Linked DNA regions of Homo sapiens: all the other regions are linked to region 1. Evidence: chromatin contacts called from ENCODE Hi-C or POLR2A ChIA-PET data. All regions are on one chromosome and are shown on one strand. The core of a region is the stretch at or near the end of the contact, and the rest is flanking DNA. Distances in the headings are between cores, read along the strand shown.

The links. Hi-C counts contacts between places; a loop is a spot of excess contacts on that map. ChIA-PET counts read pairs that join two places held with the same protein, here RNA polymerase II (POLR2A). Pooled maps may share reads with other maps.
Region 2: a loop to region 1 is called in a map of OCI-LY7, with 10 times the contacts of the local background. The contact joins the enhancer-like site here to the promoter of MBNL3 in region 1. A Hi-C loop is called at or near these places in 2 of 168 maps with a recorded cell type or tissue (CD8-positive, alpha-beta T cell and OCI-LY7), 6 of 37 single-sample maps with no recorded cell type and 9 of 50 pooled maps.
Region 3: a map of naive thymus-derived CD4-positive, alpha-beta T cell shows a loop between it and region 1 (6-fold over the local background). The contact joins the promoter of ZNF280C here to the promoter of MBNL3 in region 1. A Hi-C loop is called at or near these places in 1 of 168 maps with a recorded cell type or tissue (naive thymus-derived CD4-positive, alpha-beta T cell), 3 of 37 single-sample maps with no recorded cell type and 9 of 50 pooled maps. POLR2A ChIA-PET finds 5 or more read pairs at or near these places in 1 of 52 experiments (H1).

What each region holds. Positions count from the first base shown.
Region 1 is chrX:132,487,502-132,490,861 of GRCh38, reverse strand. It overlaps MBNL3 (muscleblind like splicing regulator 3), which reads left to right and starts at 1,824. Exons shown (of 9, transcript NM_001386889.1): 1 at 1,824-2,011. RefSeq lists a silencer at 976-1,545.
Region 2 is chrX:130,090,471-130,093,830 of GRCh38, reverse strand. All of the region lies in intron 1 of ELF4 (E74 like ETS transcription factor 4), which reads left to right. Among named protein-coding and RNA genes, the nearest start is that of ELF4, 18 kb to the left of the region's middle. RefSeq lists a silencer at 2,097-2,146. Within about 2 kb of position 1,515, at least 18 of the 41 ENCODE cell types and tissues checked have a DNase peak (open chromatin) inside an H3K27ac peak, as active enhancers do; they include CD8-positive, alpha-beta T cell and OCI-LY7, where a contact is called at or near this core.
Region 3 is chrX:130,267,167-130,270,526 of GRCh38, reverse strand. ZNF280C (zinc finger protein 280C) reads left to right here and starts at 1,628. Exons shown (of 19, transcript NM_017666.5): 1 at 1,628-1,765. RefSeq lists a silencer at 1,848-1,927.

The DNA.
Region 1 (3,360 bases), core at 575-3,074:
GTGCAGAGCATGTAGAACTCTGTCTCTGGGTGAAGTAGCTGATTACAGGAAAGCAGCCATGAATTGCTATGAGCTTGTCACTGACGATCCTGCATATGTGTGCGTTATCAACTACAATTGTCTTCGTAAAATTAAATAAAAGCACGCATTTATTATTGTGGGGCTCCAATTAAGGGACAGCTGGTGCTCCTATTACACTTGCATTAAATCGAAACTTGTAATTTCCCTGTGCAGATGCACACTTTTTAATCAAGATATAAAATTGCATTTGCTTTGTCCATTTTCCAAAGTATCTGGAACCTTACCTCAGGGTTCCTCTTATCCTGCAAACTCCGTGGAAGAAGGGGAACAGATTGCACTGATCAGCATTTCCCTGTCTGAAATTCTTAGAGGGAAATAAACGATTGGGGCATTTATGAAAGATAAAACCCCCAAGAAGGCAGCTGGTGAGTATGAATGTATTTATTTAGCCTGTAGCGAGTGGACTTATTCATCGACTAAGATCAATTTTGAAAGGACCCATTTCGCCTCACCTGTCTGGGAAGTGTCTATGAGCGTCCCGCTGTGAACCACACTGCCTTTCTCACTGGCACTTCAGTTCCTGAAGAGCCAGAAACTTTGCACCCCTACCCCAACCCCGCCTCTGGGGATGTGTGCCTGCTTCGTTTGTTTTCGCTTTTGTAAAATCTGAGCGTTATGATTTGTCCCCCTTTCCCTTCCTAATGAAATGACAAAGGGTCTGTGCAGCGGGGGCTGGGCTGCTGGGTTTGGGGGCGAGGCGCCACACCCCCTGAGAATAAAGCCCGCGCTGCGCTCTCGGAGAACCAGGCACGAGTGAGCGAACCACACAAAGAATATATTTCGCGACGAAACAGCGCCCTACAGGAAGAAAGTGCCCGCACTCCGAGCGTGAGCCGCAGCGCGACTTTTTGGCGCTCTTTGGGAGCAGTGAGAGAGAGGCGGAGGCCAGAGAGTCCGGGGTGGGCGCGGGAGCCGGGGCGGCCCTTGGCCGCATTCCCGCCCGTCCCGCAGCGGCGCGCGGAGCCAGGTGAGGTTGGCGGCGGCGCCGCGCTACCTGGCCGGGCGGGGCGGGGCCGGGCGGCCGCGTGCGCCGCTTCCGAGTCCGGCGCTCCGGATGCCCGCCCGCGCTCCGCTGGCCCGCGGAGTTTCGCGGGAGTTTCCGTTTTGGCGCCTAAAGCCCCTCGCTGGCGCCGTTTCCCTCCGCGTGCCGCGTCTGTCCGGCGCGGGACGCACGGAGGCGCGGCCCCAGCCCGGGCTGCCTGGGGTCGGCGGGGCTGCGCGAGGGGACGTCTGGCGTCCGGCGGAGGGCACTGGCCCGGGAGGAGGGCACGCCTTTGGCAAAGGCCGGGCGGGGTTGGGACCGGGGTTGCTATGGTAGCTGCGAGCCCGGGCGGGAGCCCCACGCCCGGCCTCCGCGAGGGAGCTGGGGCGCTCCGAGGTGTGCTCCGAGTGGACTGAACCAAGAGCCTGGGAGGAGCGGGTAGGGCCGGCCCGTGGCCTTGTCCCCTCCTCCCACAGCCCGCCGGCCGGCCCCGGGAAGGGGCCTCGAGGAGCCCAGAAAAGAAAGTATTCTGGCCCCTGGAACCGAAAGGAGTCTTGCAAAAAGCACGAAGGGGTCAAGGGGGCCGAAGGGAGAGGGGGAACCGTCGCCTCCGTCCGAGAGTCAGCGTGCGCGTGTCTGTAGACTTGACATTTTATACCCCAGAGCGGCCGACTTGGAGCCGGGTTGCAAGTCCCAGCCCTGAAGTTCTGGAGGTGGGGCGGGCTTTAATTTGCTTATATCTAATGATTTCAGGAACCTCGCTTTAAAATGGCGGCATTCAGTATGCACCCCTGCTAAAGGCTCTCCCGGCACCGGGGCCACCTCGCGCAGCGCTGCTTTTGCTTCTGCCGCTAACAGATGGCATGTGCCGCTGTCGCTGCCGCTGCCCCTGCTGCTGCCGCTGAGAGCAGGGCCCCTTAGCCTCTGGGTTTGCGCTAGCAGCGTAAGGTAAGGCTGGAGATGAATTGGGATTTGTAAGAGAGGCTGCCTTCCTCGGACGCCGAGGAAATAATGCCTTTTAAACTTCATTTTACAAAATAGCAAATAGGAGGAAAAGTCATCCTGCAACTTTGTTGCGATTTTAGAGCTTTGATCATTTTCCTCCTCCTTTCCTCCTCCTCCTTTTTCTTCTTCCTTCTCTTCCTCCTCTTCTCTTCCTCCTCCCCTTCCTTCCTTCTTTCTTTTTTTCTACTTTCTTCTTTTTAATTTAAAGGAACTTCTTGCATGGCATATAATCAGCAAATGCTTTTTAACAACGAATTTCCCCATTTTCACGCGATATCGTGAGCAGTGCCACAGCTTCCTTGCAGAACCTTGTCTCTTCCTGCCCTGAGTCAACACGTTTGGGCAGCTCGCTTTTACTACTGGGGTTTGAAGGGCATGAGAGTAGATTTTAGGAGACTATTAAAAAGGGAACTTTAGTTTTTAACACTCACACAATAAGCTTTTATGGTAAGAAAACGAAATTAAACCCAGACGAGTAATGAAAGTTGACATTTAAGTGATTCTTTGTTGTGGTTTCATAATTAGGGTAATAGACCTACTGTGTGTTTTTCTGAGCACTCTTAGATAGCTAGCTAGCTAGCTAGCTAGCTAGATGATAGATAAAACAGATAAATTAATTGTGGCTCTAATTAAAGTAATATGTTTTAAAGGAGTTATTTTCTCCTAGATGTTCTTACATCGTTTGTAAATTGAGCTGGGATCCCCACAGCCTCTCCGTATTTGTGGGTAGACTTCATGGGAAAGAATCAATTAAAACAAAACTTGCAAGATTTAATTTTGAAGTGATTGGTACTTTTTTTATTAAGCGGACTCCCTGCTTTAGTGAATAAACGTTTGGGTGATTACTGATATAATGTTTGGAAAACAGATTGTTGGTATGTGGGAATGACTAAACATCCATGCTTGATACAATTTATCTGAATTTTGTTTTGTTTTGTTTCCCCCTCCAGTGAAAGGTAAATAGACAATGAGGCTTATCAGACACCTTGGATTTTTCCTGATTATATTTCCATCTTCTCCTTGGCCCATGAAAATCTAATCCTGAATGTTTAACTACTTTTTAAAATAATTTTTAACTTTTTTCTAATGTGCGATACTTTTGGGGGATGCTTTCATATTTACCAACACTTCTTCAAATATAGACTAAAATGGGCTTCTGCCCACAGCTCAGCTGATAATATTCTATCGCTGTTCACTCCTTCTCCCAAAGCAGTAGAAACTACTTGGTTGGCAGACGCTCTGCTACTAAATTTAGCAAGTGTGTGGAAAGGGAGAAAAATATTGTTTTGCCC
Region 2 (3,360 bases), core at 266-2,765, 2.4 Mb after region 1:
TCCAGAACCATCATTTGTAGGAATCCCCTTAGCTTCTTGCACAGCTGCTTGAACCTCAGGGAACAATATCACTACGGGGAAGCCAAGGTGATTGTGTCCATCCACCACGAGGCCCCCGAACCAGGCAGCAAGGCTTCTAGAGCCAGCATCACATAGTTCTGGCCTGTCCCCAGGAGGACTGGCAACTGGGCAGAGAGGTCCAAAGCCTCAGGCTGCTTACAGCTGTTCTGACCCATGGCCTTGGGAGGGTCTCACTGAGTGGGTCACCTGCCTGCACAATAACCTCACAGGCACACAGCCCTACGGCTAGGAACCCCACCTTGCAACAGCACCTGGGAGGTACTTAAGAGTGGAAGTCACCACACCAAGTCATCAGCCACCATGGAATGTGAGAGTTTCCTGCTACATCACCCAGAAAATGCCTCTACCCTTGACCCATATGTGATATAATACAGTTGACCCTTGAACAACATGGGTTTAAACCACACGGATCCACTTTATATGTGGATTTTTTTTTTTTTTTTCTGAGACAGAGTTTTGCTCTGTCACCCAGGCTGGAGTGCAATGGCGCGATCTTGGCTCACTGCAACCTCCGCCTCCTGGGTTCAAGCAATTCTCCTGCCTCAGCCTCCCAAGTAGCTGGGATTATAGGCTCACCACTGCACTCCAACCTGGGGGACAGAGTGCCTGCCACCACGCCATCATGTTGGCCAGGCTGGTCTCGAACTCCTGACCTCAGGTGATCTGCCTGCCTTGGCCCAAAATGCTGGAATTATAGGCATGAGCCATCACACCCGGCCTATATGTGGATTTTTTTTTTTTTTAACAGTATTCTCAAGATTCGAAACCTGAGTACAGGGAGGGCCACCTTTTTGGATTTGTGGGCTCCACAGGCCAACTGCGGGACTTGAGTGTGCATGGATTTTGGTATTCCCAGGTGGTCCTGGAACCAATCCCCAAGTATGCCAGGGGACAACTGTACTTTGCCCTCCGTTGTCGCCTGTGTCCATTGGTGCTAGGGACAAGGCCCCTGCAAAATTACGAAGTGACATTGATTTCAATGTCATCTGCCCCAGTGAACTAACCTCTCATCCTCTTGCTTCATTAAACCTGTCCCTCCATTCGAAGCCACCCTGGGCTAGTCCTTCCTGGACATTGACCTCAGCATTTATATTCCAGTTTTTTATCCAGTCCTCTAAGGCCAGGCTCACTCCACCCCTCAAGGTGACAGCTAGGTAAAGTGATAAAGTCATTTCTACTCATCTGGTAGTAGGAGAGGGTTTGTGGAGAGGGTTTGTGGTAGCAAGAGAGCCCCAATCTCCCTCCCAGGTACTGCATCCGCTTGTACCTGCTCCTAGCCCAAAGCAGTCTGGTAGACCTGCCACTGGGGCGTCCCCTTGTGTAGACAGCTGTCTCCTCAGCCTTCCTGTGAGGGATCCTCCCCACTCACCACGCAGGGCCCTTCCCTCTCTGCACTCCCTGACCTGTGTGAGGCAGGGGCGGGGCTGGGAGGGCCAGCAGGCCCCGAAGGGGAAACTGCTGAAACCCCTGGGACAGGAAGTGGCAGAGAAGGGCTGTTTCCGCTGGCAGAGCAGGGGTGCGGTGAGAGCTGGCCCTATCTCCTACTCCACTGCCTGTCTGCTGTGGGCCCTGGGAGGCTGGGGAGAGGTGAGAGTCCTTTCCCTGTCTCCCTCCCAAAAAAGTGGAGGCTTTTAGCCCACCGGACTGGAGGGAGGGGAGGGCTCTTTCAGAGGAGGCCATCTTCATTTTGCAAGGAGAGGAATTCCGAGAGGAGGGCAGAAAGGTCAGCAGACGGGAAGGGTGGGGCAGGGCAGGTGAGTGTGGAGTGAGGGAGGCCCATGGGGGCAGCGGAAAACCACAGCTGGGCAGAGGACCCTTCTGTAAGCTTTTGTTCTGAGGGTAAATGATCAGGACCATGCCTGCTAAGAACTGTGGGAGATGGTAATGCAGTTGATCACTGCCTGTCTAAGTCATAGGGCTAGACAGGCCCTTAGGTCACCCAGTCCAACCCCCTCATTGTGCAGATGAGGTAACCGAGGCACACAAAGCAGAAGTGACCTGCTCGAGGTCACATCATGGGCAGAACTCACGTCTCCTAACCCCAGCCCAGGACCTTCTTTCTGATGAGAATCTGCTGAGTTGTATTTGGCATCCCACACCTCCCTGCAGGCACCTCCATCCCCAAGTGCTCTGTGACATTCTTCTCAGAAATCAACATGATGGGGTGGGTGTGGTGGCTCACGCCTGTAATCCCAGCACTTTGGGAGGTGGAGGTGTGAGGATGGCTTGAGGCCAGGACTTGGAGACCAGCCTGGGCAATATAGCAAGACCCCATCTCTGAAAAATAAATAAATACAAATTTGAAAAAATATATATTTTTTTGAGATGGAGTTTCACTCTTGTTGCCCAGGCTGGAGTGCAGTGGCACGATGTCGGCTCACTGCACCTCTGCCTCCCGGGTTCAAGCGATTCTCCTGCCTCAGCCTCCTGAGTAGCTGGGATTACAGGCGCCCACAACCATGCCCAACTAATTTTTTGTATTTTTAGTAGAGACGGGGTTTCATCATGTTGGCCAGGCTGGTCTCAAACTCCTGACCTTAGGTAATCCACCCGCCTCGGCCTCCCAAAGTACAGGGATTATAGGAGTGAGCCACTGTGTCTGGCCTAAAATAAATTTTAAAAAAGAAATGAACTTGGTGAATTTATTCACACTGAAGCCTTTAGTCCAGCATTCAGCAAACCTTTCCTACAAAGAATTGGTTGAGCCAGTTTATTTGAGACCAACCTGGACAACATGGCAAAACCCTGTCTCAACAAAAAATACAAAAAGTTAGCCGGGCACGGTGGCGTGCACGTGTAGTTCCAGCTACTTGGGAGGCTGAGGCGGGAGGATTACTTGAGCCTAGGAGACAGAGGTTACAGTGAGCCATGATTGTGCCACTGCACTCCAACCTGGGTGACAGATCAAAACCCAGTCTCAAAAAATACATATATTAAAAAATCACTATATGTCAGGAAATATTTTTCTTTTGATTTTTCCCAATCATTAAAAAATGTAAAACCCATTCTTAGCTCATGGGCCGTCTAAAAATGGACCGCAGGGCTGGGTTTGGCACATGAGCCATAGTTTATGAACCCCTGCTTTGGTCTAAGAAGTAAAGCTAAGGTGTCATGAGGAGGAGGAGAGAGTGTGCCAGGTGGGGAGGAAGCAGGGAAGGCTTTGAAAAGAAGGTGACATTTGCTTCAGATCTTGAAGGACTTGTGGGCATTGGGCTTGCAGAAGTTGAAGAAGGGCCTGTCAGGCCTGGGGGACAGTGTGAACACAGGCACGGAGGTGGA
Region 3 (3,360 bases), core at 379-2,878, 2.2 Mb after region 1:
CCTGACCGGAAGCAGGGACCAACTATGCATGCTCCAAGATTTTGGGACTTTTCACTGTTTTATTTTGATTATTCTCTGTCTTTTCCTGTAAAGCTTATTTTCAGGGTCAGAAGCAAATAGCTGTATAAATAAGAAAGAAAAAACTAGCTCAAATAAAAAAAATGGTAGGATTCAGTGACAGGATTTACGTGTGTGTTATGTAAGCCACACGATATTTTCAGTCTGGGCAACTCTTAAGAGATGAATTGGGCCAGGCGTGGTGGCTCACGCTTGTAATCCCAGCACTTTGGGAGGCCGAGGCAGGCAGATCACCTGAGGTGGGGAGTTCGAGACCAGCCTGACCAACATGGAGAAACCCCGTCTCTACTAAAAATACAAAATTAGTCGGGTGTGGTGGCGCATGCCTGTAATCCCAGCTACTCGGGAGGCTGAGGCAGGAGAGTCACTTGAACCCGGGAAGCGGAGGTTGCGGTGAGCCAAGATCACGCCATTGGACTCCTGCCTGGGCAACAAGAGCGAAACTCCGTCTCAAAAAAGAAAAAGAGAGATGAACCAGTACTGCTATAAACCTTGTGGAGAAATTTGGGAGAAGAAACTTTTACAGTTCAAAGCACAATGTCTAGAAAATGTTTCTGTAAGCAGTATTTTGGCAAGTGTTTTTCTTGTAAATGTATTTACAAGTTCCAGTGATTCTCCCGCCTCAGCCTCCCAAGTAGCTGGGATTACAGGCATGTGCCACCACACCCTGCTAATTTTGTATTTTTAGTAAAGATGGGGTTTCACTATGTTGGTCAGGCTGACTGGGGTTCAGAGAAGGAGGAGGAGAAAGGCGAGGAGGAAAGGGAAGTGGTCTCAAACTCCTCACCCCAGGTGATCCACCCACCTCAGCCTCCCAAAGTGCTGGAATTAGAAGTGTGAGCCACCGCGGCCAGCCCACGGACGGACGGCTGGTACTTACATGTGCACAAGTGCAGCTACTTTACTTACCGTCGAAGGCAGCGGAGGAAGTGTAATTGACTAGCGTGGATGCAGCTTTTCTAAGCAAACGCTCGATTTAACCTGGAGTTGTCATCCCACAAAATACATTGTACCTGACTACAGAGAAACATGAATTCTGGGTCTTCCTTGTGTGTAAGAGTAAATGTATTTTTCCTTAGCATTTTTTGTACCTACTATAGGCATCCATATGGCAATTAGAAGTAACAGAGAGACAAGCAAAACCATATGTTTAAAACAAAAGGTAAAAATAACTAGTATTTTGAGACGTGTTTCAAGTACAGTATTTCCAGAAAACAATATATTTATATTTTTAACTCGTGTCTTTAGCCCTCACACACAAGGAAGACCCAGAATTCATGTTTCTCTGTAGTCAGGTACAATGTATTTTTTGGGATGACAACTCCAGGTTAAATCGAGCGTTTGCTTAGAAAAGCTGCATCCACGCTAGTCAATTACACTTCCTCCGCTGCCTTCGACGGTAAGTAAAGTAGCTGCACATGTGCACATGTAAGTACCAGCCGTCCGTCCGTGGGCGGTTAAAAGGCCCCGGATGTTCAGGGGGTGGAGTCGGCGTCTACCCATGAGGCAGCGCGTGCAGTTATATACTTCTGCCCCCGGCTGAGACGCCGGTTCCGCGCTGGAAGTCTCCGGGGGAGTCGCTGTTGCTGAGGCTGTCGCCTGAGGTTTTTCGCGCTCCTCCCTTTCCTCCTCCTCTTTCTCCTCCTCCTTATCCGAACCCCAGTCAGACCGATCTGCTCTGCTCTCGGTAAGCGGCCCCCGCCCCCGCCTGTGCCGCGCGGAAGGAGGCAGCAGCTCTCCCGCGCGGCCGAGGCAGCCTTCCCCAGAGGGCGGTTCTGAGGGCGGCTGGCTGAGGGTCTCTATGCCGGTGCGGATCGACGGGGGTGCGGGGGAGGGGACAGGCTTGGCGGCGTGGTAGCTGGTGGGCCACCATCTTGCGCCGGGCCCTGAAGGGGGAGGGTTTTCTGGAGGTAGAGCCTGGCGGCCCGCGGCGGGCAGTGGTTTCGCGGGCCGCGGCAGCTGCGGCAGCCTTCTCACCTCCTGAGTCCTGTCGGTCTGTTTCCAACCCGGTTTGGGCTTTTCATTCTGGAGGCAACTCCCTTTCGTCTTTTGTACGGTTGATACTGATGTTTGACGGAGACCCGCCCACCCTCAAGTCTCTTCAATCAAACGAAAAGAGACTTGAGGGGATTCCGAACTTTCAGGCATCAGAGACCCTGTGACCCCTTCTTTCTGCGCAGGTTCCCCCCACACAGGACCGGTCATTCCATGCCCACAACCTTGTTCTGGCCAAAGGGACTTCCCTTCTCTGTCACAGAAATCGTGCTCTATTCCGTTATTGTCTAGAGGATAAGAGCCCTGAGGAGAAACGTGGAGTTAAATACACTATATTCTAACTAGGAGGTTTGCAGGTTTTACTTAAAGAGATGGAAAAAATTATGCTGAGGTATACTCCTGCTCTAGAGATGGAGGGAGTTCCTTTCAACTTCTCTCAGGTTTTAATGCTTTTTTAAGGAGAAATTCGAGAGGAAATTGTCAAGTGAACCAGCTTCTGCAAGCACGGGAGACCTTCATCCAGGGGATTCTCTTTGTTTGGAAAGATTTGTTAGTTTTGTGGAGTTTTTTAAATCTGCGACCTTAAATTTTTTTTACTATTGTTTTCAGGTTTGGACTATGAGTTGTAATGTCTTTTAGTGCCCCTAAACATAAAATAGAAACCTAGAAGTAGAGTTTTAAACTGCAAAAGTCTCCTCTTAGTATTTGTGAGGTGTCCTGGTTTGGGGGTTACTGTGCAAACTTAATCTCCTTACGCAGAAACTTCACTGAGCCTACAAAGGCACTGATTTGCTTGTAAAATTAGGGCTGTGTACCTTTGATGTTTCTACAGCAGTACAGATTCCATTATAATCGTATCTTGCATTTGTATATTTCATTGGTAGCACCCCTTTTGAGATGGGCTGTAGGGTGTCGTTAGAACTGTTTGAAGATGAGGAAACAGCCTCAAGGACAGAACTTTACCGAGGTCATGTGCCTAGGAAGTGATGGAACCAATTCTTAAACCTAGGCTTTCTGACCCTCATCCAATGTTCAATTTGGTATATTATGTCTCACTTTTTGTGAGAGTGAGGTGGTCACGGAGAATAAGCAAGGAGGCTCACTTAAAAGTTTTAAGAAGTATTATTCAATTCCTTTTTCCTTTATATTTTTATTTTTAAGGCTTCATTTTTTTTCGACTTTTTCATACTTTAATATTATTTCTAAGCATGTTGAAGAGTTGAAGAATATCCTATTGAAAAAGTTCTTAGGTTGAATAACTCCAAATCTCAGCTACTTGGTTTTCAG